Regions from separate parts of the Mus musculus genome. Here all the other regions are linked to region 1. A link is a contact called in ENCODE Hi-C or POLR2A ChIA-PET data. All regions are on one chromosome and are shown on one strand. Each heading gives the region's core, a stretch centred on a gene start or an enhancer-like site at or near the end of the contact. The rest is flanking DNA. Distances are from core to core; before and after follow the strand shown.

The links. A loop is a pair of places that touch in the nucleus more often than their neighbours do. ChIA-PET counts read pairs that join two places held with the same protein, here RNA polymerase II (POLR2A).
Region 2: POLR2A ChIA-PET joins it to region 1 with 11 read pairs in Patski. The contact joins the promoter of Rps27 here to the promoter of Ints3 in region 1. POLR2A ChIA-PET finds 5 or more read pairs at or near these places in 2 of 5 experiments (Patski and embryonic stem cell).
Region 3: POLR2A ChIA-PET joins it to region 1 with 13 read pairs in Patski. The contact joins the promoter of Slc39a1 here to the promoter of Ints3 in region 1. POLR2A ChIA-PET finds 5 or more read pairs at or near these places in 3 of 5 experiments (Patski and embryonic stem cell).
Region 4: POLR2A ChIA-PET joins it to region 1 with 14 read pairs in Patski. The contact joins the promoter of S100a6 here to the promoter of Ints3 in region 1. A Hi-C loop is called at or near these places in 1 of 37 maps with a recorded cell type or tissue (v-Abl transformed pro-B cells). POLR2A ChIA-PET finds 5 or more read pairs at or near these places in 1 of 5 experiments (Patski).
Region 5: POLR2A ChIA-PET joins it to region 1 with 12 read pairs in Patski. The contact joins the promoter of S100a2 here to the promoter of Ints3 in region 1. POLR2A ChIA-PET finds 5 or more read pairs at or near these places in 2 of 5 experiments (Patski and embryonic stem cell).
Region 6: POLR2A ChIA-PET joins it to region 1 with 13 read pairs in Patski. The contact joins the promoter of Gatad2b here to the promoter of Ints3 in region 1. POLR2A ChIA-PET finds 5 or more read pairs at or near these places in 3 of 5 experiments (Patski and embryonic stem cell).

The regions. Positions count from the first base shown.
Region 1 is chr3:90,431,612-90,435,967 of GRCm38, reverse strand. Ints3 (integrator complex subunit 3) reads left to right here and starts at 2,332. Exons shown (of 30, transcript NM_145540.3): 1 at 2,332-3,164. The coding sequence starts at 3,018.
Region 2 is chr3:90,211,394-90,215,749 of GRCm38, reverse strand. Rps27 (ribosomal protein S27) reads left to right here and starts at 2,102. Exons shown (of 4, transcript NM_027015.4): 1 at 2,102-2,140; 2 at 2,449-2,557; 3 at 2,706-2,816; 4 at 2,997-3,083. The coding sequence starts at 2,135. The coding sequence ends at 3,025. Nup210l (nucleoporin 210-like) reads right to left here. Exons shown (of 40, transcript NM_029937.2): 39 at 3,920-3,994; 40 at 3,599-3,833. The coding sequence ends at 3,733. It also overlaps a transcript of Rab13 not described here.
Region 3 is chr3:90,245,770-90,250,125 of GRCm38, reverse strand. Slc39a1 (solute carrier family 39 (zinc transporter), member 1) reads right to left here and starts at 1,934. Exons shown (of 4, transcript NM_013901.2): 1 at 1,867-1,934; 2 at 963-1,180; 3 at 670-800. The coding sequence starts at 1,149.
Region 4 is chr3:90,610,833-90,615,188 of GRCm38, reverse strand. It overlaps S100a6 (S100 calcium binding protein A6 (calcyclin)), which reads right to left and starts at 2,295. Exons shown (of 3, transcript NM_011313.2): 1 at 1,963-2,295; 2 at 1,285-1,446; 3 at 775-998. The coding sequence starts at 1,422. The coding sequence ends at 867. It overlaps S100a5 (S100 calcium binding protein A5), which reads right to left. Exons shown (of 3, transcript NM_011312.2): 3 at 3,409-3,678. The coding sequence ends at 3,535.
Region 5 is chr3:90,587,611-90,591,966 of GRCm38, reverse strand. S100a2 (S100 calcium binding protein A2) reads right to left here and starts at 1,720. Exons shown (of 2, transcript NM_001195760.1): 1 at 1,613-1,720; 2 at 459-665. The coding sequence starts at 1,720. The coding sequence ends at 459. It also overlaps a transcript of S100a3 not described here.
Region 6 is chr3:90,291,275-90,295,630 of GRCm38, reverse strand. It overlaps Gatad2b (GATA zinc finger domain containing 2B), which reads right to left and starts at 2,450. Exons shown (of 11, transcript NM_139304.3): 1 at 2,207-2,450.

The DNA.
Region 1 (4,356 bases), core at 1,083-3,582:
CATAAATAAACAAATGTCAGAGGGAGAGCTCAGCTGGCTACTGTGCATGCATGAGTATCTGAGTTTGATCACTTGCTCCCACGTTAACAATGGGGCATGGCAAGAAGCTTGTGACAGACGCAGTGCCAGGGAGGTGGAGGTTGACAAATCCTTGGGCCTGCTGCTCAGCTGCCCTAGCCCAAACACAAACCCTAGGTTTCTACAAAACAAAAACCAAAAATAAAAAACAAAACAACAACAATACAAAACACAATGTGGATTGTCCCTAAGGAATAACACCAAACACATCTGAGTGAACACATGCTTGCTTAGGCACTATATATATATATATATATATATATATATATATATATATATATACACACACACACACACATATAGGCTCTAGAAACCCAAAGTCCACTCCTCGCACTTCAGGACAAACAATTTTTACATTGTTCCATCTCTCCAGCAATTCACTCCTCTTTCTTCCTCTTCCTTTATTATTATTATTATTACTATTATTATTATTATTATTGTTTTTTTTTCAAGACAGGGCTACTCTGTGTAGCCCTGGCTGTCCTGGAACTCACTCTGTGGACCAGGCTGACCTCGAACTCAGAAATCTGCCTGCCTCTGCCTCCCAAGTGCTGGGATTAAAGGCGTGCGCCACCACTTCCTGAGTGAATGCAGCTTTGCAGATGGAAGGCAAGCACCCCAGCGCCAGCCCCCACTACACTATACAGTGCTTATTTAAAGATGCTATAAAGCACAATTGTGGTGGTGCACACATGCAGTCCTAACTCTTGAGAGGATCAGGAAAGTCATCCTTACCTACATAGGAACAAGTGTCTCAAAAAACAATAAATGAATTTTTAAAATTAAAAAAAGCACATGGAAGTTCCCTGGCAGGGCATTTACCTATTTTGAATTCCTGAGTTCAATCATCAGTACCACAAACAAACCCAGTACACTTCAAAAAAAAAAAAAAAATGGAAAGAATATTCAGTATTATACATCTTTTTTCCTTCCTTCTTTTCTTTTTTCTTTTTTTTTTTTTTTTTTTGTTTTTTTGAGACAGGGTTTCTCTGTGTAGCCCTGGCTGTCCTGGAACTCACTTTGTAGACCAGGCTGGCCTCGAACTGAGAAATCCACCTGCCTCTGCCTCCCGAGTGCTGGGATTAAAGGCGTGCACCACCACGCCCGGCCCTTTCTTTTTCTTCTTTCCATCCAATACATGTGTCCCGGTTATATTAAGCTATTGTAATGACTTGTTTGTAGTTCCGAGGCTGAATCAGTCCTTTACCTAGAAGTTATTCAAAGCTTACTCAGGAGGATTGTAGAATGCCAGAAGTGTATTTGGAGATCGGCCAGTCCGGGTCTTATTTTATTTGTAATTAGGATACAGAAGTCCCTGGGAGGCAGAAAGAATGCCACAAAAGTGAGGCCAGCTTGGGTTCAAGAGTGCTTCACTCCCAAAACAGTAGCTATGGAACTTGGAATTCTTCCAAGGACATTGTTAACAATTTACCTGCCCACTGGCCTTGAAAATGGATAGTGCAGGAAAATAGGCCTATATCTACAAATGGGGGACGGAAGGGGAACATGAATTTGATGGGCCAGCTTCCCACGTATTAGGATGGCAGGCATATATTACCACACCCACCTTAGAGCTGTGGACAGCAATAGGCTCATACGCCTAAAAATGAAAAGTTCTGTTGAGAGACGCACGGTAAAAGAACTCTCATACAATCAAGCCCTACTATGATCACAACAAACCACAACTCTCAATGGATTGTGTGTGTGTAAATACAATAGGCTTCAGTGACATTTGTCAGTCCCAGAGTCTCAAAAGACGAGGTCCCATCACTTAGTAAACTGTGTTAAAGCGAGTGCTGGTACGATTCTAACTATTTGGTTTGCACTAGAGAATCAATGCACTTTTTTTGTTTTCAAATTGTTACTAATAATTGCACACCCAAGAGCTCATACAATCGGCCGCGTGTAGCATTTTTAGTTCAGGAAGTAGCTTCAGACCCTGAGGGCGTTTGCTACGCGACTGCGTAGGGGTTGGGACTCGGCAGCTCCTTTTCCTGAATAGACACTTATGGGCTAGGTTTCCATCCTCCCAGCCTACTACCCAAGGACAACGTTCCGAACACCTGTAGGGAGTGGAGCAAGAGGGAAACGTCGCGCATGCGTGTTGGCGCGCGCAGGCGCAGCCCGGCTTTTTCCGGATCGCCCAGCAGTAGCACCCACTCCGTACCTCCCGTCCCGCCTCCAGATGCAGAGGAAGGATGCGATTGGGCACACTTGTTGCCCGTCAGACCAGACTCAATTCTTCTCCCTACAATTGGCAGCCCGGGAAAAGGCCAGTCCGCCGTCGTCGGCTTACTCCTTAGAGACCTGGCGCCACCGCGGAAGCCGCTATTGGCGGACGCCCGGGACCGCGACTGCTCACTTCCGGCGCCGGCGACGACTCTGCCCGCTCGGGCACTCTCAGCCTCCCCCGCCCTTCCACCATGGCCGCCTCTGTGTGGTGTGGGGAGAAGCTGGTCCTCCCATAGCGCTCCTGCTGCATCCTCACCCGCTAGGGGCCGGATTCCAAGGAACCGCGTTTCCCAATCCCGCCGGGAAGGTTTCCCACTCCCAATTCAGGGCCAGGACTCCTTCCCACGCCTCGAGAGGCAGAAACTTAGGGTTTCCCCTCCTTTCAGGATAAGAAGCCAGAGGGTTTCCCCCTCCACTTCTGCAAGGGTGGCAGCCTTGCCTATCTCCCTGCAGGACACAAGACCCTTAGTCTACCATACTTCTGCGCAAAAGCTTTGCCCCAGCCCGGCCACTCCTGAGGGAGCATCTAGAGAACCCGCGCCTTCCCCCTCCGCAGGAGAGGAGGCAAGAGTGCGGAAAGCCAGGCCTGTCGGCCTCCCTCCCACTTGTTCCTCTTGCTCCTCGTCCTTGGCAAGCCAGAGTTCTCCATTTCTAGGACTTAACACCCGTCTACTCCCTTGACCTCTTCTGGTCTCTTGGCTGCAGCCATGGAGTTACAGAAGGGAAAGGGGACCGTAGCAGCTGCTGCATCAGGAGCAGCGGGAGGTGGAGGAGGAGGAGCGGGAGCAGGAGCCCCAGGAGGGGGGAGGCTGCTACTTTCAACCAGTTTGGATGCCAAGGATGAGTTAGAGGAGGTAGGTGTGGGGGGTGGGGAAGGGAGTAAGGAATTGGGTTGAGGAGGGATGCTGGATCGCATATGGGGTGGGGGTGGGGAGAAAAGGCCTTCAAGTTTATTTTATTTATTTATTATTATTATTATTTTTTTTTTGTAAGGCAGAAACATTGCTCTTGCTTCCTGCTTCTGGAGGAAGAAGTGTGGGTCAATTTCCTGGACAGGTTGCCCTAGTAACAGCTGCCGCTATTAAGAAAATGGGTGTGAGGGGTGTTGGTTACAGAAGGGATGTAGCATCAGTACTGACCAAAGTTATTTTCATTTCTTCCCACATACACACCAATAGCTATCTAAAATATCCACCCTATTTGAGAGTGTTAAGTTGAAAAGTATATATGTGTTTACAGGCAGGTGTCTGAGGATTGGCAACTTCCTACAGACTTGGCCCCTCTTCTTAGATGGTATCATTGACTGTGTGTGGATACAGACACTTGTCAGTGATTTTAACCGAGCATTTATAGAGTGAGTGAAGACTTACAAGTAAGTAGTATCTAGTTTGGTAATATCAGTCATAGCAGTGGGGTGAGCCAGTATATAGGGGACTGCTTTCCTTAGTACCAGAGAGTACATACACACACGAAGGAGAGGTACGGGAGGCAGAGGCAAGTGGATCTCTGTGAGTTTGAGGCCAGCCTGGTCTACAAAGAGAGCTCCAGGACAGCCAGGGCTACAGAGAGAAACCCAGCCTCAGAAAACAAAACAAAACAAAACAAAACAAAACAACGACAGGCAGACACAGAACATGAGTGAGGAGGCTTGTCCCTTCCTTTTCTTTGCTTGGTCTCACCCTGTGCTTGACTAACTAGAGATGATCTGTGTAGCCACTTCCACAACTTACACACAGGAAGACGTACTTAGGATGTAGGACAGACGGAGGCATGATTGTTGAACTGTTTGTAAAGCCTAAAGCATTCAGTTCCATGGTTACCCAAGGATAGGGGGAGGAAATGAACAGGCCCTGTCCCCTCACTCACAGGCTGTTTCCCTGACACTATGTCACAGTCCTTTATCACATGCCAGAGTAGGCAGGTAAACTCAGAGTTGAAAAAATGTGAGATTGCCTTGCGTGGTGGTTCCCATCTGTAATCCTAGCACTTGGAAGGTTGAGTCAGGGAGAAAGAGAGAGATAGACTGAGAATATGAATGAGGATGAA
Region 2 (4,356 bases), core at 853-3,352, 220 kb after region 1:
GGCTCAGTGAGTGTAAAAAGGCATTTGCCACCAAGCCTAATGCCCTGAATTGAATACTCAGGACATAAGGAAAACAAACGACTAAGAGCTCAGGATGAAGCTCAGTGTACCTACTGTAGAGGTTTTCGTGACCACCTGTGGGGCGTCAAATGACCTTTTACAGGGGTCATGGAAGACCATTGGAAAACACGGATTCTTACAATTTACAACAGTAATAAAATTACAGTTATGAAGTAGCAACAGAAATAATTTTATGGTTGGGGCAACCACAATATGGAGGAACTGTATTAAAGCAAAAGGAAGATTGAGAACCACTAGGGTAGATGACTGCCTGTCCTGGAATTCTCTCTGTAGACCAGGGAGGCTTCAAATTCACCGATCTGCCTTGCCTCCTAAGTTATGGGATTAAAGGAGTGCACCACTACTGCCAGAGGCCAAGACCCTTTCTTCAAAACAAACAAAAAAGCTTGGTGGTACAGGCATACTAGAGTCAGCACTCGGGAGGCAGAGGCAGGCGGATCTCTGATTTCAAGGCCAGACTGGTCTACAGAGTGAGCTCCAGGACAGCCAAGGCTACACAGAGAAACCCTGTCCCTGCCTCCCCCCTCATCCCCTGCATTTTCATACTTCTGCTCACATGATAAATTGCAGATGTACAAGTATTATAAGAAATTATTTTCAGTCTAGGAAAAGGAATGAATTTCTTTCTTTCTTTTTTTTTTTTTTTTTTTTTTTTTGAGACAGGGTTTCTCTGTGTAGCCCTGGCTGTCCCGGAACTCGCTTTGTAGACCAGGCTGGTCTTGAACTCAGAAATCCGCCTGCCTCTGCCTCCCAGGTGCTGGGATTAAAGGCGTGCACCACCACACCTGGCCATGAATTTCATTTTTAAACCTAGAATCTATTTCCCAAGATATCTCTGCCATGTATATTGCCAAAATCCAAAATCAACATGCATTCATTTAAGCATGGACTATTTATTTATTATTTTATTTATAGACACTTGAATTCAGAGATCCACCTGCCTCTGTGTTGAGCAGCAAACACACAAATTTGTACAATGTGGTAATGGTTACAGCAGCTCCATAGTTAAATAACATACTTTTTGTTTTGATTTGGTTTTTAGAGACATCTCTTGTAGTTCTGGCTGTCCTACAACTTGCTAGATCAGGCTGGCCAGAACTCAGTCTCTTCCATGCTTTGCCAGAATGCAGTGATAAAGGTGTGACCAACCTCGTCTGGCCTTTAATTAGCACTTTAAAAGCAATGCACGTGTCAAGTGGTGTAAGGATATTTGATTTTATTCCTCAAAGGTAAAGAATTGTAAGAATACAAAGTCGGGCTCTATCTTTAGCACTGGAAAACAGCAGCAACAACAAAACAATAAAGGTAAACAATAGGGTTAGCTGCAGTGGAGCAAATATGAACAGGATTTGATTTTGTTGTTTTTTCAGACAGGGTCTCCTGTAGTCCACTCAGACCTCAAACTTGCTAGGAAGCCCAGTGCCTAGAATGATTTTGAACTCCTCGTCCTCCCGCTTCATCCTCTGAAGTTCTGAGATTCCAGCCTTGAGCCACTGACAGCACCACTGCGCCCTGCCCAGTTTACGCTTTGCACATTCTTAGCACGCACTCTACCTACCAGCGTAGTACACCCCCAGCTTCAAGCAGGTATCTCATTTTTTAAAAAAAAAAACCTATTTACGTCTAGAATTATTAATCAGCGTAAATCAAACCAACTGGAAAATGGTAAAGACTATCAATAACTAAAAATGTCATGGATAAAAGCTTCTCGCTGGTGTTCACCTGTGATGTTCCCATCACACTCCAGCTGTCAAAGCGTAGTCGGAAACTACGTGAGAAAAAAGTATCCATTTTTCTCGCCACAGCAGCTAAATTCTGAACTCAAAATAGAAGCTAACTCTCTCACCATGGCTACGCGCCCGCGACGCGAGGAGCCTTTACGGACCTTCTACAAATGGCAGTCAACGGGCATTCCGTTGCATTCGAACAGAGTAGAAGACCTTCCGAAGATGGCGAAGCAACACGGCTCGTCACTTCCTGTCCCATATCAGATATAAGGAACAGGATTTCCGCTTTCGCTCCTTTCCGGCGGTGACGACCTCCCTACGAGAACATGCCTGTGAGTTCCTTGGTCCAGGTTTCGACAGAGAACTCGCTCTTGGGTCCGCACGGTCCTCTTGCGCTAATTGCGGGTCCTACAGGGTCCACATGTGCGCTCTGCGTCTCTTAGGACAGTAACCAGAGCCGCGGCGGCCCACGGGTCAGCCGCGTAGACGGGAGCGGAGAGGAGATAAGATGGCGGCCCAGCTACGCAGACACCAGGGGCGGCGAGGGGCGAGTTCTCCTCGGTGTGTGCCAGTGGGGGCTCTTTCCCATCATCTCTTTCCTCCATTACCTTCTAAGTCTTTGCATTTCTGCCCCTTTTAGCTCGCAAAGGATCTCCTTCATCCCTCTCCAGAAGAGGAGAAGAGGAAACACAAGAAAAAGCGCCTGGTGCAGAGCCCCAATTCCTACTTTATGGACGTGAAATGCCCAGGTAAGGAAGTGGTTTTCAGCTGTGCGGGAAAACTAAACTGTACTAATGGTTGTAACTTAATTTTTGATTTTATTACGAGTTCAGAAGTGGTAACTTGGAGAGGAATAAAAGAAGTTAACATTTTTCTTCTCTTTTTTTTTCTTCCCAGGATGCTATAAAATCACCACGGTCTTTAGCCATGCACAAACGGTAGTCTTGTGTGTTGGCTGCTCCACTGTCCTCTGTCAGCCTACAGGTGGAAAAGCAAGGCTGACAGAAGGTGAGTGGTCTCAGTGTTGGGGTTTTGTTTGGCTTTGGGGTCCTAAGGTGAAAGGCTGAGTAGAATGCAAGGCTTCCGGCTGGTAAAGCCAGCTGCACTCCTGTTAGGAAGGTTTAGCACTCTGCAGATGAGGCAGGGTCAGTGGCAGGCAGAAGTAACGTTTGCATCTTTTTCTTCCAGGATGCTCCTTCAGGAGGAAGCAGCACTGAAAGCCCCTGATTGAAGATGAGTGGGAACCTTCCCAATAAACACGTTTTGGATATATAATGTTTGTCTTGTTTAACTGGTAGCAAGTGGTGCCTCACATATCCCAGGGCAAACAGAAGAGTGGTCCCTTTGGGGTCAAGTAAGTGGCCAAACACCTAGAGTCCATTGGGGGCATTTTTATCTAGATTCACTGTATAAATCTTAGACCATGGTTTAAAACTGGTGATAGTGTATAATTGGGCTTACTCTTCTATGTCTTTTTGGTAGTAACTTTTAGCAATGGTTATTGGAAACATTGTGTCATACAAAGGTGTGTGACAGTGGGGACTGTCTTTATTTAGGGATAATGGTACCCAGGCTGCTTTAATCCCAGTGCCTGAGAAGCAGAGGGTTACTGTTTTTCTGTGTGTTGTTGAGATGGCCTTAGGTAGCTTCAAGTGTATGTGACAGGATACCTGTCAAGTGATGGCATTGTAGGTGTGTACTGCTGTTGCGGTTTTTGTGGTGCTAGGAACAGACAGACACCGAGGGCTTCGGGAATCCAGCCTCAGAAATGTAATCTTTACACACGTGACTTAACCACCTAGGAGCTTTTATTTATACTTACTACAAACTTGATCTGGAGGTTTAGTTTTGTAGTTAGCTACTAAACTTGTGCAGGATTAGGCATCTCCAGTCCTCTACAGTTAGAGGGACGCTGACTACTAGGTTAGTGTTTTATACTCCATAACCAGTGTTGTAGCCGACTCTGCACTAGTGGTGGCCGTGAGCTCAGGAAGTGAGGGGGGGAACATGTGGCCGTGTAAGAACCTAGGAGAAAAAAAAAAGCGAGACAATCAAGGTGGTAACTTGGAGACGGACATATCTGAACTTGCGGAGTGAGGGCAGGTCTTTACCTGGCTGAGTTGTTCCTGTTGTTGGCACATAAACAACTGGAATAGTCTGAACCTTGTTCAGGAAGGCATTGTGTGCTGGAGAAAGGAAATGCCACAAAAAGGGCTTATGTGATTGTGCGCTTGCGGAAAGGCCTCAAAGATTACAGTCCATTCAGAAGTGAGATTTAAGGGCCAGCCAACAGACTTTAACAACAAGCCTGTCTTAAGTCCCCAAAACCTACATGGTAGAAGAGGGAGGTTTTTTCCCAAGTTGTCTTTGACTCCCACACTTGTGTCAGGGCATGGTTGTGCTACCTTCTTCCCTAACCCAAGCAAGTAATTGTAAGAAAAGGTTTTTTGTTGTTGTTATTTTGTTTTGGTTTTTTTCCAGACAGGGTTTCTCTGTAGCCCTGGCTGTCCTGGAACTCACTCTGTAGACCAGGCTGGCCTCGAACTCA
Region 3 (4,356 bases), core at 685-3,184, 190 kb after region 1:
GCCAGGCCTACACAGTGAGAACCTGTCTCAAAAAAGAAAAGGAGAAGCCGGGCGTGGTGGCTCACGCCTTTAATCCCAGCACTCGGGAGGCAGAGGCAGGCGGATTTCTGAGTTCGAGGCCAGCCTGGTCTACAAAGTGAGTTCCAGGACAGCCAGGGCTACACAGAGAAACCCTGTCTCGAAAAACCAAAAAAAAAGAAAAAGAGGAGGGAAGGAGACAGAGAATGAAGGAGGGACAAGCAAATAAGTGTATGAAATGTGATTCTTGGAACATTGTTAACTTCCTGGGAATTGCAACCCAGAGTAGTTCACACACCTGATGAGGCTGCTCACATTATATCAAGGAATATAGAGAGGTCACACAGAGTTTAGTATCAGGGAAAGAATGCACAGTAAGAATATCCTGTTGCTGAAATCCATAATTCACAGACTCACATACCAAGGCCTTCCGCAGCCCTGAGGTGACCCCTGAAGAGATCTATATAACCATGTTTGTCTTTTTCTTTTTTGGTTTTTCCAGTCAGGGTTTCTCTGTGTAGCCCTGGTTGTCCTGGAACTTGCTGGCTTCCAACTCACAGGTGGTGTGCCACCACCGCCCAGGTTATAGCTCTGTTTTCTATTAGCTGTTCTATAATATACTCTTGGTCACATGTTGAAGTCAATGCTTACCGTCACATGCAGGGCCTCCAAGGCCTCATCTATGGCAGCCAGGTAGTCAGGCAGCAGGTCCAGAAGACATGTAGCCAAAAAGACTCCTCCTGCGAAGCAGCTGACGAGGCTCAGGGCTTTCTGGCCCGAGGCTAAACAAGAGTGAAGTACAAAAGGGGTTATATATAACCAAATGAATCTCTTCAAAGTCCTTCTACCCCAACAGAAGCCATGACCACTCCTGCTCCCCCCCCCCGCCGCCCCCCCCCCCACCCCAGTCACCTCGCCCAACCTCCGAAGCAGAAAAGACTCACCTGAAGCTTCATGGTTAGCACCTGACCTTCGAAGCACACAGACAGGTACCAGGCTGCAGATGAGTGTCAGCAGCAGCAGCAGCACCAGGGCCCCCAGCTTCACTTCCAGCCCTACTGGCACCGAGGGCTCCGATGCGACTGCTTCTGGGCGCCACACCAGGAGCTCTGGCTCCCCCCAGGGCCCCATGGTGGCTGTGATAACTCGGTGACTCTTGGACCTATACAGAGAAAACTAGCATGGGTGGGAATGGTCACAGGAAAGAAGGGGTCACGGAAAAGGGAAGGCTGGTCAGCGGAATGCACTTCCCCTCAGCCCAGCCACTTTCTGGCCTTTCCCAGCTGAAGTGACTCATCCACGCCAACATCAGGATTGCATTTCCTCCTTCGAATTTCTCTCCCCAAGTTCAGCGAACCATCAAGGAGGAAACTGAGGCACGCGAAGGCCAATATAGATCTCACATTACTCTTTCACCTGGAGCACGCAGAAAATGAGGTGCAGACTCCAGGTAGGACCTGCACCTGGAGCTGGGGTTCCCTAAGGAAGGCAGACCACTCTCTCAGTCTGCTAAGTGCATGTAGCAAAGGGAGGTTGGAGCTGAAGAGAAGTCCCGGATGGCTTCACCGATGATTTGAAACAGGGGAACTTCGGGGCTGGCTGACTCTCTTAACTACCCACTCCCCAGGGCCATTTCCCGGAAATAACAGGTAGTCTCGGCATATAGCCAAAGAGGGGCTTGGGACGAGCTTTGCCCGCACTGGGCGGCGTCTGGAAGTCTCGGAGACCAGGTCGGAGGCCGCCAGCGTCGCAGGAAGCAGAGGAAATGTTAACACGGAGACCCCAGCTCCTAGCCTGGGAGGCCTCAGAAGCTGCCTTTGACCCTGCGACCAGCGAGGCCTCACTCACCTCCCGAGGGTCTCACTCCATTGCTGTCGCTCGGTTCCGGCCTCGCGTCGGGAATTCCCACCCCCTCCCCACCCCTCTCCCCTCCCCCCCGCCGCCTCCGCGTACCCGCACGAGGCTGCCAATGACTGAGCTCAGTGGGAGGAGCCTAGCCTAGAGTGACGTGCGCTGCGAGCAATTAGAGTCTGAAAACTAGAGAAAGCTAGGCTGGCGGCGAGCTGAGACGAAGCCAGAACCGGGAGGGGACTAGCGGGAAGACCCGAGGGCGGTGGGCCCCCTGAGCTGCCATGGACTAGCAGGCCGCTGGGGCCAGCCAGTCAGAAAGAGTTTGATAGAAGTGGGAGCTAGGAACTCTGCGAGCAAGGCCGGTTCTCTATCCTTACTCCAAGTATTTCTTCCTACATTTCTCAGGGTATCTGTCTGGCCTTGGCCCCAGACACTTAACAGCTCAGGCTCTTTTAGTGCCTAACTGGGCCAAAGGGTAATCATTCCCTTTTTGGGACAAATTTCCTTGCCTGGCTTGCCTAGCCAGTCTCTACAGAAAAGACGATGAGAGGGCTGTGGTGGCTCACACCTTTACTCCCAACACTCTGGAGGCAGAGGCAGGTGGATCTTGAGGCCAGCTTAGTCTACAGAGTGACAGTGTTTGAGGACAGCCAAAGCTACAAAGAGAAACCCTGTCTAAGGAAAAAAAAAGTTTTATAAAAAAAAAAGTAGGAAGAATGGATGCATGAAATAAAAGCCATCCTTTCTACAAATTAACTTATGATTAAAAAAACAAAACAAGGTGGGGGGTCTGGGGGACTTTTGGGATAGCATTGGAAATGTAAATGAAGAAAATACCTAATTTTTTAAAATAATTTTTTTAACTTTTTATTAGGTATTTTCCTCATTTACATTTCCAATGCTATCCCAAAAGTTCCCCAGACCCTCCCACCCACTCCCCTACCCACCCACTCCCACTTTTTGGCCCTGGCGTTCCCCTGTACTGGGGCATATAAAGTTTGCAAGTCCAATGGGCCTCTCTTTCCAGTGATGGCCGACTAGGCCATCTTTTGATACATATGCAGCTAGAGTCAAGAGCTCCGGGGTACTGGTTAGTTCATAATGTTGTTCTACCTATAGGGTTGCAGATCCCTTTAACTCCTTGGGTACTTTATCTAGCTCTTCCATTGGGGGCCCAAAAATAAATTTAAAAAATTAAAAAACAAAACAAAAAACGATTTTTCCTAGACTCCTGTGGCTTATTTGATTTCTAAACATGGGCATGTAACCTCAGCACTTGGGAGGCTGAAGCAGGATTGGCCGGAGCCACGGATGGTGGTTTTTGGCAGAATCAGGAAAAGCAAATCCAGTGTTTTCTCCAATAAGAACAAAACATTGTCCTTTCCATGGAGGAAGTGTCCAGTGTCGTCAACCTGCCACCAGGTTGCTGGCTGGTCACCTCAAGGAATGGTGCAGTATCTAGGGCTCAGCGTTGGTCCCTGCTGTTGGCAGATCTGGCGTTCAGCGGCAGCTGTAACCAGGTCACTGCTTATCTATTTCTTTTTGTCTTAGAACTCACACCAGGAGGTAGAAAGAGAGATCCAACTTCCACAAGTTATTCTCTGGCTTCCAAATATGTGTCCAGTAGCACCAAACACACACAAATAAAAATAAATTAACATTTGCTGAGTTCAAGGATCTTTATGAATTTGAGGCCAGTTCTGGCTCAACAATTAGGAGCAGACAGTGCTGTTTGCAGCACTTTGTCCCAGGACCAGCACACATGTCAGGCAGCTCATACTGCTTCTAACTTTAGTTCCATGGGGACCAAATAAATATGGCTTCCTCCTGCCTGTGTACATACCCACACATAAAAGTACACATAATTTAAAACAAATCTTTTAAAAGTTGAATAGGGGACTGGAAAGAGACCAGCTAAACATTTGAGAGCGTTTGCTGTTCTTCCAGAGAATGCAAGTTTGATTCTCAGCAATCAAATCAGTCTGTAAACTGGGCGTGGTGGCACACGCCTTTAATCCCAGCATTTGGGAGGCAGAGGCTCTGAATTTGAGGCTAGCCTGGTCTACAGAGTGAGTTCCAGGACAGCCAGGGCTACACAGAGAAACCCTGTCTCGAAAAACCAAAAAAGAAAGAAAGAAAGAAAGAAAAAGAAAGAAAGAAAGAAAGAAAGAAAGAAAGAAAGAAAGAAAGAAAGAAAGAAAAAATGTTGGGCAGAATTCTTGAGAGTAGGAGATTCTCCAACAGAAGAGTATCATCTCAGTGACGTTGAACTGTAAACTGCATCCATCATTATTGACTCTCGTCTCCATGTTAAACAGATCTGTTGAACTTGACCTTCATCTGACTAAGGAAGTTATTTTTTCCTCTGCAAAACTTGATCCTTTAGGGAAAAGAGGGATGTTAAGTGAGATGAAGACAGAAGTTCCATCCAGTCCTAGCAGGAACAGAAGCCTGGTTTATTTCCCACTGAATCATCTCTGCATGTAG
Region 4 (4,356 bases), core at 1,046-3,545, 180 kb before region 1:
TCACACACAGCTTCCCCCACACCTATGATTTAACTGTACACAATAGACAGTTACTCCGTTGGCCATCTACTCTGATAGGGATTGAGGGTTCAACTACGTTCCAGGGAAGTAGCCCCATGAGTCATTCTGCAGGGACAGGCTGGGTCAATATTGACAGAAAGGCCTGATGCCGCATCTGGCATGTCTCGGGACCCCAGCCCTGCCCTGTTTGCGAGCACCTCGTGAGTCACATGTGCGTGGAGCTGCCAGCTCCTTAGCTCAACAAAAAGGACCCCATACCTGACACTAGGGACCGTCTCCTACAGTCTCCTCCACCTCCAACTGGAACACAGGCAGCTACGGAAAACTCAGTCATCCTGTGTCCCTCCCTGCTCACCTCAGATGTGCCTCTCCCCACGCCTCCCTCATATAACACACAAACACACAGTGAAAAGGTGGATTGCCCAACGTCAGGGCCCACCTAGTACTCCCTGTTTCACCACACCCAGACCAAAGTGTGTCTGCCAGGAGACTGCTGGGACTACTGCAGACCTGCCTCTAAAGGCCACTTTCTCCTGAAGGTCACTTGATTGAGCCTTTGTTTAGAGTGGCTTTGCCTAGAGGGGCCTCCTCTTCTAATACCCATAAAGATTCCTGGTCAGCTGGCAGACCTGGCCTGGTGGGCCAATGAGCTACTACTCCCAGAGTTTAACTGTGACTAAGACCACTGGATGGTGGGTCCAGCAGCAAGGCAGGAAGCAACTGGAAATCAGTGGGAAGCCAGAACACATGAGTAGGCATAACAAAAACGAAATATTTATTGTATAACTACCCACCACTGGATTTGACCGAGAGAGGCCCCCGGAAGTCATCTCAACGGTCCCATTTTATTTCAGAGCTTCATTGTAGATCAAAGCCAAGGCCCCCAGGAAGGCGACATACTCCTGGAAGTTTACTTCCTGATCCTTGTTACGGTCCAGATCATCCATCAGCCTTGCAATTTCAGCATCCTGCAGCTTCTAATACATTAAGAAGGAGAAGTCCACACTCAGTGGTGGCCAACACCCTAGATTCCTTACCCCTTCCCTGGAAGTCCTCTCTCAAACAAGTGCTCGTTGGGACCAAAGATGGGCCTTCAGCTTGGGTTTACCTTGATTTACTCTCCTCAGCCCCTGCTCCTCCCTCAGGGGACAGGGCAGCATGGAGGCATACGAGCATCCCTCCACAGGAAGTAAGATCAGGAACTGTGATTAAATGCCACTCAGATGAGAGGCAGGAGGGGGAACCGGGACAGGGGCTACTCACGGAGCCAATGGTGAGCTCCTTCTGGATCAACTCCTTCAGCTCCTTCTTGCTCAGGGTGTGCTTGTCACCTTCCTTGCCAGAGTACTTGTGGAAGATGGCCACGAGAAGGCCAATGGCCTGATCCAGAGGGCATGCCATGACTGATCACTGGGCTAGAAGAAGCTGTTTGACAGAGGGGCTAGTCAGTGCTGCTGATAGCAGAGAGTTCTCTCACCACCCCCCTGCCTGAGGCAGTCAGTCTCAAGCCAACACAGGTGGCAGCCGGGGCAACTTAGGTGAGGGATATAAGAATGGAAGGGGCTTTGGGATCTGTGAGCACTGTCCTCCAGGGCTTCCAAGAGAACTAGGGCATATGACTGAGCAAGGAAGAGAATGGAGAGTGCCCCTGGGCACCTCCTGACATAGCCACACACTGGGACGATGACACACCCAGGGCAAACCCTCCTGCACCCCAGAAGAGCAGACTCAGGTTGCCGCCCCATAGGGATGCATTAGCCTCTGGGTTTGCCTGATACAACCCACCTAATCATGGCTCTCCCTGCCTCCCTGGGCTCCGAAAACTTGGATCCCAATGCATTCCACCCACTGAGCCTGCAGAGGCTGACGGGGGAAGGAAGTGGCTTAACCCCTTGCCCAGGAGCAGAAAGACCCTAGAGGGACCCCCCAGCGAGAGCTCACCGCACGGTCGACAGCGAAGCGCCAAAGGAGTGGTCGAGGGGATGGAATGTGTCGCAGTCTGGCCGGCCTTATAGTGGCCAGCATCCGTGAGGTCCGCCCAGGGAGTGCTGGCACGCCCCGACCCCACCCAGCGCCTGAGGCAAGGCAAACGAACATCCCAGCCCCCTCAACTTTCCACGCCCCTGTTGCCTGGACTGTCCAGGATTAGGAGCGGAATGAGGGAGTTTAGCGGGCCCTAACGGGCCCAAAGGAGACCAGTGCAAGCCAGAGGCATCAAGTTTTCTCTAATTCCGTGTTTAGTTTTCCCTTCTGGCACGTGACTCGAAACTCTGGCTTGTGTGCTGAACCTTCTGCCAGCCCGAGAGCAGTGTCCTTAAAGTTAGCATCAGTGTGAGGGGGACTGGGAACCACACTGATGCTGTTGCCCTCTAGTGGCAAGGTCCCCAAGTGAGGGAGGGGAAGCAGTCTGTCTACCACATCCTCTAAGAAATGGTTCTCACTCAACCTGACTAATGCTGCGGCCCTTTAATACTGTTCTTCAAGTTGTGGTGGTCCCCCAATCATAAAGTTATTCTCGTTTCTACTTCATAGCTATAATTTTGCTACTGTTATGAATCTTAATGTGTATATCTGTGTTTTCAGATGGTCTTAGGCAATTCCTGTGAAAGGGGTCTCAACCCACAGGTTGAGAACCACTGGTCTAAATCTTGATATATAGCTAAAGACGTTGATCCCAAAAGGTAGAATTTTGAGCCTTGTATCAAAGGGGGCATGGGGAAAGAACACAGTCTAAAAGATTTTAAACAGCATCCCCCACCAACCATAAATTTCTAGCAACATCACTCGCCTCCTCCCACTCACTGCCTGGATTTTCATCCTTAGAGCAGCTTATGCATGAATGTGCACATAGTAGAGCCAAGCCCAGCGAGCATTCTCAGTTACTCATCTCAAGTGAAAAGTTTTGAACATTTTCTCCTGGGGTGGGGGGGGGTAATGGGGAGGAGTCTTGAGAAGAGGAAGTTGGTAGGGTGTGGGGAGGGATTAGCATCCTGAAGTCACTCTTCAGTGAGTAATGGGAGGGGTGTTCCTGGAAGGGAGAGGAGAAGGGCTCCTGGGGTGGTCTCCTGCGGGCTATCCCCAAGTCAGACCTGCGGGACCATCACTGCTGGGCCACAGCCCATCCCTCTGGCCTCCTAGCTCTCACGGCCTTTTCTCTTGTTTTCTCTGCATCTTTGCTGTCTGGGCAGCTTTGTTATTTTACAGGAGTGCAGAACAAAGTCAGGACACCTCCAACAATGTCCATGATGAAGGACTGCCAGTGAAGAGGGATGAGAGCCCAGCTCCTGCTATCCACAGACCACCTGTGTGTGGCCCAAGGCTTAGTGGTCCAAAATGTCTGTTCTCCCCTGCCTCAGCCAAGACACAAACCACCTTAAAACCAGTGCGTGTAATGGATAAGGCTTTATTTCTCTGCTGGAAGGATCCATCTGGGAGAAAGAGAAGGGCAGGGGCCATAGGAGGGGCAGTTAAAGAGGCTGCAGAGGTCAGGATCAGGAGCTGCCAGTGTCCTGGTCATTTGTTGTCCTCTAGGAAGAAGTCATTGTAGGCCATGCACAGCGTGGTCAGGAACACAGAGTACTCCTTGAAGTCAATCTCCTGGTCGCTGTTTTTGTCCAGGCTCTTCATCAAGTTATCAATGCTGCTCTCCTTCATCTTCTACAAGGGCCCAAGAGGAGGAGACTACTCAGCAGCCCAGCCCCAGCCCACACCTTTACCACAGGACCATATTCCAAATGAATTACAGTAGGAAGGCTTAGTCTAGCCTTTGCTCCTGGGACATCTTCCCATCCAAAGAAATAATAATCTGTAATTCATACCAATTCCTACTGAAAACAGCTTGAGGTCTGGCTATGTGGCCCTGAGCATCATCCTGAGCTAAGTCCTAGACTTATCCTGCTTGCACTGTAAGGCCAAGCTGGTAAAGGATCCAGACATCACCACTCTCTGTAAGATCAGTATACTGGAACTGAGAACCCAGCATGCCCCCTACCCTAAAACCTGGCCTGGCACCAGATGTCCTCCTCCCAGTTTGGTCCCTGCACCCTGGCTCTACTAGGAAGTTGAAGACAGAGCCTTAGGGTAAAACAAGGAGATGCAAATTTGTAGACCCTGCTTTCCCTCCATTGCAATCAGTTCTAGGTCTCCCTTGGATGCAGGATGTTGCTAGTCATGATGCTGGAAACTGCTTCTCTGGAACACGATCCTGGTCCCCAGACTGGGCTCCTCCCCTGGGGCTCTGTCCCCCTAATTAGCACCAGATGAACCAGAGGTCCTCCCCTCTACCTTTATTAGCTCCAGGATAGCAAAACAGTTTCTGGGATTGACTGTGTATGT
Region 5 (4,356 bases), core at 471-2,970, 160 kb before region 1:
TTAAAAATCTGCACTGCCACACCCAGCTCCCAATCTTCCTTTTTAAAATACCTTTCTTAACCAAATAAAATGTTACCAGCCTACCTCAATTCCCAAAATTTCATTCATGTGAAATCCCAAAGAGTAGAACCTTTGAGGCCAAGCAGTAGTGGCACACGCCTTTAATCCCAGCACTTGGGAGGCAGAGGCAGGCGGATTTCTGAGTTCAAGGCCAGCCTGGTCTACAGAGTACTTTCCAGGACAGCCAGGGCTACATAGAGAAACCCTGCCTCCAAAAACCTAAAAAAAAAAAAAAAAAAAAGAGTAGAACCTTTGGCCTCAGAAAGTTGGGGTACAGTACGGAAGGTGTTAGAAACCAGGATCTCCTCTGTTCCCAGGCCTTTAACTGACCCAGTCAAGGCACAAGGCATCACTGAGCCATTATAATACTCTCCACCAGCAAACTAACAAAAGTTTATTTAATACAAACTTAAAAAGATAGAGAGTTGTTTCAACCAAGAGATCCACGGCAGGTAGTGGAGCGCTGGGGACCCCTCAAGGAAGTTATTAAACCAGATAGCAGAATCCACCAGAACCAGGGCATACATCCGGAAGTCCACCTGCTGGTCACTGTCCTTATCGAGGTTGTTCATTTCCTTCTTCACCTTCTCATCATCTACGTTATCCTGAAGGTGACAGGGACAGGAGTCATCACGGAGTGGGGCACTGCCCAACCCACCTCCAACACCTTCCCTGACATCAGCGTGCAGCTTTTATTTCCAAGATGGGCAGCCAGGTCTACCGTGGGCGGGAAACCCTTGTGAGGTACCAAGAAGGTCAGTAAGGAAGGACAGATAGACTTATGATGTAAGTGTCTCCAATAGGCCTACTGGAGTGTGTGTGCGTGTGTGTGTGGGGGGGGGGGGGTTCCTGGGTATTCCTCAGAGTATGAAGAAACTAATCTTTGCTAGGCCCCAGCTTCATCTTGATAATGAGAAAATCAGAGCTTCACTGCCCTCCCTACCCCCCATCAGTAGGATGAATTCAAACAAGACAAACCTTTCCATACCAGCCAAAACAATGAAAAAGAATTAACCCAAAATGAAGAAGGGGGGGGGCAAGACCTGCCTCATACATTAAGTTCTGAGACCTAGCTCTATAATTACCCATTAGTCTGTACAGGGCAGGAGACAAATTGAGAGGTCACAGCGCTTCTCTGGCAAATGCCCCAGGGTGTATGTCTTGGCTAGAATCCACTCTCTCTATATACATTCTTGGTTTGGCATATAAATGTGTAAAATAAAAAGAGAAATTAATGCCCACCAATAATGTCCTTGTGTGACCCATGGCCAGCTGCTACCTTTCTCTGAGTTTGGGACCATTCAACTAGCCAATTACAGGATTAGACAGATAGACTCTGGAGCCCCCAATAGCATTGTGCTCAAGAATGCTGAAGCCATCAATAGCCCTTTCACATATAGACCTAATGGGCACCCCAGGGACTGTGAAATGAGGGCTGATGGGAAATCCTCAGTGCCACCCTGGCACTGGCACTAGCAGGCACCTTGGAAATGAAAGCAGGAACAGACTTGCCCTACCTAGCCCAGGCTCCCCTCCTGGCCTGCCTCACTACCCCCACATAGCTCAGCAGCTCCTTACGCAAAAGCTCCTTTATCTCCCCTTTGTTGTGTTTGAGCCTCTCGTCCTCTTGACTGGCGTACTTGTGGAAGGTATAGACCATCACATCCACAACCTATTGCAGGTCACTAGACGCCTTAAGTCCAGTCTCCAAGGCCTGCTTCTGTGTCACCAAGCCCCTCCAGGAATGACAAGTCACCGCCTGCCTGCATTCTGCCCTGCAAGTATGGCTGTCTAAGGACGAGGGTCCACACTTCCACTTTACACTGTAACCAGACGTTAAACTTTCCTGTGCTGTGCGAGTCATCTAGAGCAGAACCTTGTGTCCTGAAGACCTATCTCTGAAGGTAGATCTTCCAGCCTGAGTGTCCAATGGGAGATGAGGAGAGGCATGAGAAGGGGAGGGGTTGCAGGATATCTAGAGTCTCAGTTGGATTCCTATCTGTGCCAGGAATGCAGAGCACAGATGTGTCCATGGGCTCCCAGAATCACCTGGCAATAATCATCAGAACAGCCCAGGAGTATAAGACTCCATGACGGGATCAAACCGTTCACAAACTCTAGGTCAGAGTCTCTGCCATCTTAAGCTCCCGTAAGCAAGAGTGCTTCCTTCTTCATACCAGGGACGCTCGTAGAGTGACAGGTGTGCCTGCTACCAGGCTGAGCTTTAGCTGTGTGCACAGTGCTGGTTCTTTGCAGTCAGGGCCTAGGCAGGATGTAAGTGACTCAACATCCTCTCCAACAGGAAGGATTCGGCTGAAGTTAGAACTGAAGAAATTAAATGGCCAGTGTCTTGTGGTCAGGCTAGAAGCTGAAGAGATACGGTCAGAAGTCAGGGGTCACCTCTTCCAAATTCCTCTAAGAATATTGAGTGGGTTCCAGAGTAAGGCCAGAGGAGGCAGTGTTGGAGTCAGGAAAGCCTCCAGCCTGCGCTGCCAGCCCTGCTCTGCTAGTCCCACCCTCATCTACTTAGAAAAGCACAGGAGGTAGCCTTGGGCATGGCTCTGCCACTACAGACAGGACTAGGGACCCAGGCAGGGCTAAGCACTGAGAGCCTGTCTCTCTGCCTTCTTAGTCCTAAAAGAATCCGAGACGTTGCAAAAGCAAGAACAACTCAGTATTGATTGTGACATGTCACTGTACAACCTAGTGTGACCTTGACCTCATGACTTTACTGCCTCAGTCTCCTGAGAGTGGGATTACCGGCCGGCTCCATTGTATCTGCCTCAAATTGGGGATTCTTATAGTTTTTTAATATTTTTTTATTTTTTTTAAGATTTATTTATTTATTATATGTAAGTACACTGTAGCTGTCTTCAGACACCCCAGAAGAAGGCATCAGATCTCATTACAGGTGATTGTGAGCCACCATGTGGTTACTGGAATTTGAACTCAGGACTTTCGGAGGGCAGTCAGTGCTTTTACCCGCTGAGCCATCTCACCAACCCCAGGATTCTTATAAAAACACCGCTCACATATCCATGACCTATTCCTAGGCCTAACCACCCCCCCCCAAAAAAAGTTCCCTAAATAGTCATATCTAAACTGAGAGACACAGAGACCTCAGACACAGAGACTGGAGAACAAGCAACAGAGTAAGCCCCTAAGCCCTCAAAGGAGAATGTGGGAAAGACCCTTCCACCTGAATCTTCACTGAGAGGATCCCTTCAAATGAGAGATCCCACCAGCAAGTCAAAGAAAATCTACAAGGACCAGGATCAAGATGGAACGAAGATAGAAACCCAAGTCCTCTACAGGACAGAGGTACTCACCAGATCAGATAGCAGAGAGACCCAGGAGGAATTAAAATGGTCAAGACACCCAGGGTAGAGATTTATATGCCAGCCCAACTGACCTCCAATTTGTCATTTTGGAGAAACAGAACTTGTCCTAACCTGTTCTTGGCAAAATCTGGCCTCCTTCCACCCCATATATTCCCTCCCAGGTAGCACTGGTCTCAGCACCAGCTGGAGGAACCTCCAGGCCCAACCAAGAGCATACCTGAGCTCATCTAGGCCCCAGCAAGAAAACAGAGGTGTGGTGGGAATGGGGAGTGTACTGGCTAGTTGTGTGTGTCAACTTAACACAAACTGGAGTTATCACAGAGAAAGGAGACTCCCTTGAGGAAATGCCTCTATGAGATCTAGCTGTAAGGCATTTTCTCACTTGGTGATCAAGGTAGAAGGGCCCATTGTGAGTGGTGCCATCACTAGGCTGGTAGTTCTGGGTTCTATTAGAAAGCAAGCTGAGCAAGCCAGGGGAAGCAAGAGAGTAAGCAACACTCCTCCATGGCCTCTGCATCAGCTCCTGCCTCCAAGTTCCTCTGGTGATGAACAGCGATGTGGGAGTGCAAGCTGTTTTGTGCAGGAGTACAAACCCTGACTAAGATAGGGAGCCTGGTCAGGGATGAGAGGAGACAGCTCCTATTCTGGAGCCTAGACACTCATTCCAAGCCTGGTTTTCATGTTATGCCTGTGAGTCACAGTTCCTTCCAGTGTCAGAGAATGCAGTGACACAGAGTGGGTGGGAACTTCACAGCCTGTGCTCACTCGTGTGTGTGTGTGTGTGTGTGTGTGTGTGTGTGTGTGTGTGTGTGCGCGCGCGCGCGCGCGCGCGTGCATGTGGAAAGAGAGAAAAACAGTCCTGACCACCCTTAGAAAACTGGCGTCCAAAAATACAGCTGGGGCATCCAGAAGAGGATGCCAGGAAGTCAAAGAAATCTTTTCTTATTGTTTTGTT
Region 6 (4,356 bases), core at 1,201-3,700, 140 kb after region 1:
GTTTGAGGCCAGCCTGGTCTACAGAGTGAGTTCCAGGACAGCCAGGGCCACACAGAGAAACCCTGTCTCGAAAAAAACAAACAAAAAACAAAACAAAACAACAACAAAGAATAGGTAGCGTAAAAATCTATATAAACCTCATCTCTTCTCTAGTCATTCAACCTACAGGTCCAGCCTTCTGTTAATACCTACCTCTTCCAAATCACTGCCCCCAGACTGAAAAATCTATCAATCATACCGGACAAATACTCACCATGGCCTATTTATAGACTTATCTTCTTAAAAAGCCCAAGGAAAAGTCTATGCGTGACCCAGCCCAGCATCTGTGGTATGACATTTCCAACAGATATATCTTCCTGCCCTCAGAATGAGCTTAACCCCTCCAGACCACTGTCTTTAATATCACCAGAAGTTGCCTCCTTACCAATCAAGCACACACACAACTGCTGCTACTCTAAAACAATATTCTCTCTCTCTTCCTCCATCCCCAGGGTGTCAGATCCCCTGAAACTAGAATTATAGACAGTTTCAGACAGCCTTGTGGGTGCTGGAATTGAACATGAGTCCTCTGGAAGAGCAGTCAGTACTCTTAACCCGAGCCATCTCTCCAGCCCCCTTCTAGGACAATTCTTATCAAGACTTCTCCTGCACCAAAAATCAAAAGTGGTCATCAGACTTCAAGAAAGAATGTAAGCCCATGTATCAAAGAAAAAGCAATAAAGAAATCACTCAACTCTCAAACAGGATAATCAACAACTTACAGACACTAATACAGAGGCCAAAAAACTTCAGTCATGGCTGTAGTAAAGATAAGATGGTTGGAGGACAGAGGTGGAAGGGGAAGATTTCTTCTTATTTTCATCTGTGCCACATTCATCTGTTGTCTATTTAAATTATAATTTCTGGAAAAGGAACGGCTCCAAAAAACTACAAAAGCTCTTCTCCAATCCACATGGATCAAAAACCTACTTTTACTCCAACTTCAAGCACTATTTCAAATCTTGCTGGGTAGGCATGAAAACACTGCCTCTCTTTGCTAAAAGATGATTTAATTTATATTATTCCCACCTCTGAAGCACACACACAAAAGCCCTTCAAGTAACTACCAGATGAGAACACTGGTTCTCTCCAGAAGAGAACAGGGAAACACTGCTAACTTCAGCATCCACATGCTACCTACCCACCAGTAAAGCCGCCACCTCCATCTCAGGACCAGTCCTTACGAAGGAACATCTTATGCTTAGAGTGAATCTGGTGCTGGGGATGAACTCAAAGAGGGCACCATACCTTTATAGAGCGGGGAAGCTGTCCGGGACAGCGATTAACACCTAAATCTCTTCATTCACAGGAGTAACTAGCTCCTTCAGGTAACTGAGCCCAAGGAGGCAAAAAGTACTCTAAGTCCCGACTTGGTCCGGAAGAGTAAGTTCTAGTTCCATCAACCCTCAAGAAGTGAACTGGGAAACAGATCCAGCGAATCCCAGAAGCCCAGCTGAGAAAATGGGTGGTTTAGTTGCTACACGAGGTAAGTAACCCACGCAAGTCAAGACAATTCCCTTTTCTTACGGAGGGCAAGGGAACGATGGACGACGAAATAAAGGGGTAAGGTTCTGCACTCCTGAGCCTGTCCCCCCCCCCAATAAAGATAATTATCCAGTGCTTCCTCCACCCTTAAGGATCCCCTTTTCGTCCTATCCGCCGTCAAACATAGGACTCAGTGCAGGGAGCGGCCCCCGCACCCCGAGGGCACTACTGGGGGCGGAGAGTTAAAAACACGGAGAGGAGGACGCTCCGGAGAAGAGGGGAGCATGGCGGGCATGAGGTACTGAGTGAAAAGGGGGATGGCGAGGGAAACGGGGAGCGAGGGAGGGGAGAAAGAGTAAAAAGCGAAGACACGAAGGGACACCAGCCGGGTCGCGCGAGGCCTAAGTGAAAGACCAGGGCGCGCGCGCGGGGGGGAGGGGAAGAGGTGAAGGGGAGCGCGAGGCGGGGGCGCGCGGGCCGGGCTGGGGGAGGGGACGCCAGGCGGGGGCGCGCGGGCGGGCGTCGGCTCGCGGGCGCTTCCCCTCCCCCCGCCCTCCACCTTTCCCCTCCCCCACCGCCGCCTTCTCGCAGCCTCGCTCCCTCCGTCGCTCCTCACCGCCCCCGGGCGGGCTGGCGGGCTGGCGGGCTGGCGGCCAGGCTGGCCTAGGCCAGAGCTCCTCACCTGGCAGCGGCGGCGGAACTCCCGACCAGGTCGCTTCCTCAGGCGGCTGTGAAGGCGTCGAAAAAGGAGGCGGCGACGGCACAGTGGGATCCAGACCCCACTGGCGGGTCCGGGAGCGGGGGTGGGGGAGGGGGCGGGCCGGGTCGGGGAGGGCGGGCGGGCGGAGCAGACACTGCGGTACAGACAGGGGCAGCAGCGGCGGCGGCGGCTGCACCGGCGGCGGCGGCACCACACAAACAAGGACGCTGATTGGGCAGCTGCCAAGCGCCTTGACTCCGCCTTAACCACACGCCACGACGGCCATTGGAGGAACTTAGCCGGCTACCCGCCCTCCTCTTCTTGCTCCTACCAATTGAAAGCGGGATACCAAGACTTCACCCCACCCTTGAGGAATGGGTGGCTGGAGAAGTAGTGATTGGCGTTAAGAAAATCCAATCATAAATGGAGAAGGGGGATGGTCTAGCGGGGGCGCGTTAATGGGTACCTCGGCCAGTCCCAGACACATCCGGGTCTTCGACAGCCCATTAAGTGTCGGGGGTCAAAAAATCGCTTCAGGCTGCAGCTTTACCTTGTAGACGTTTTGGTCCCCTGGCAGCCGCCGTACCACCTAGTCTCTTAAAACCGGGATTCTCCTTTGACAGGCTCTCATTCTTTCTCGTCTAAAGATGGAGACCGGGAACGGCGCTGGGCTCTGTGTTTGGGTGGGTGGTGTTTCATCGCGACAGAATCCATGAATTTAAGGACAGGACTAGCTTTAGGAGCTCTGGCCTTGTCTTTCTGGGGTGTGGCCTGCCCCGTTCTGCCCAAGGCCTTGGGACTCGTGTGTTAATTTACTTCTGACCGGTCCTTTCCTGGTTGTACCGTAACAGCACAAAGAAAAAACAAACAATTAGCTAAATGTACTGAATTTATGGTGTATACTCTGGGATCTGGTCTTTTTCTGTTCACAGTGAGGATACAGCTTCCCACCCCACCCTATTGCACTAGCTAAGTCAAGGCCCGGGTTCTTTTGCTAGCCTGGCTATCTCCTACTTCCTCCAAGAGGTTAGACCCGCCTACATTCTACGTTTCTAGAACACCATGAATATTCTTTCTGAGCGCCCTAGAAATGAGAACTAATTATCACAAAAATAAACACATTGAAAGAATAATAACTTTTTGGGGGAACAAGAACAATGAATTCTTACTCTCTGTGAGGCAAGTACTGGCCATCCTATCTTACAGATGAGGACAATAAGGTATCGATTAAAAGACAAAGTTACACATGTGACAGACTTGAGATTTTAACCCATGTGTACTAAGGAACAGGGTCAGATTAAGCAACTTGCCAAAGGTAGACAGCAACTGAGCAATGATTAAAAGTCAGATCTAACTAGTGCCAGAGACAGTAGAGAAGACATTTTTTCAAATCACTATGGAAATAAAATTGTAAGCCTGACATGATGGTGCACAAATGTAACTTCACCACTGGGATGCTGAGGTCACAGGTTAGCCAAGGCTAGATATGAAGATGTTTCAGATTCCTTTAAAGGGGGGCTGAAGAGATGGTTCAATAGTTAAGCACTTGTTGCTCCTCAGAGGACCCAGGTACCTATCTGTAATTCCAGTTCAAGGGCTCCATAGCACCCCTCTGACTTCCCTGAGCACCAGGGGCTCCTACAGTGCATACACATTCATGCAAGGAAAACACAGTTTGTAAATACCTAAAAATTAATTTGTTAAGAGTTGACCTAGAGATGGCACACGCCTTTAATCCCAGCACTCGGGAGGCAGAGGCAGGCAGATTTCTGAGTTTGAGGCAAGCCTGGTCTACAAAGTGAGTTCAGGACAGCCAGGACTATACAGAGAAACCCTGTCTCAAAAAACACACAAACAAAAAAACAAAAAACAAGAGTTGTCCTAGAATACTAGTTAGCATGTTCAAAACCCAATACTGCAAATTATATAAATAAAGTTAATTATGATGGAGAGCTGGACATGACAGTGCATGCCTTTAATCCCAACACTTGGGAGGCAGAGGAAGGTGAATCTCTGAGTTCGAGGCCAGCCTGATCTACAGAGTGAGTTCCAAGTCAGCCAGGGCTACACAGAGAAACCGTCTTGAAAAAAAAAAAAAACCGTCTTGAACTTGTGGCAATCCTCCTGCCTCA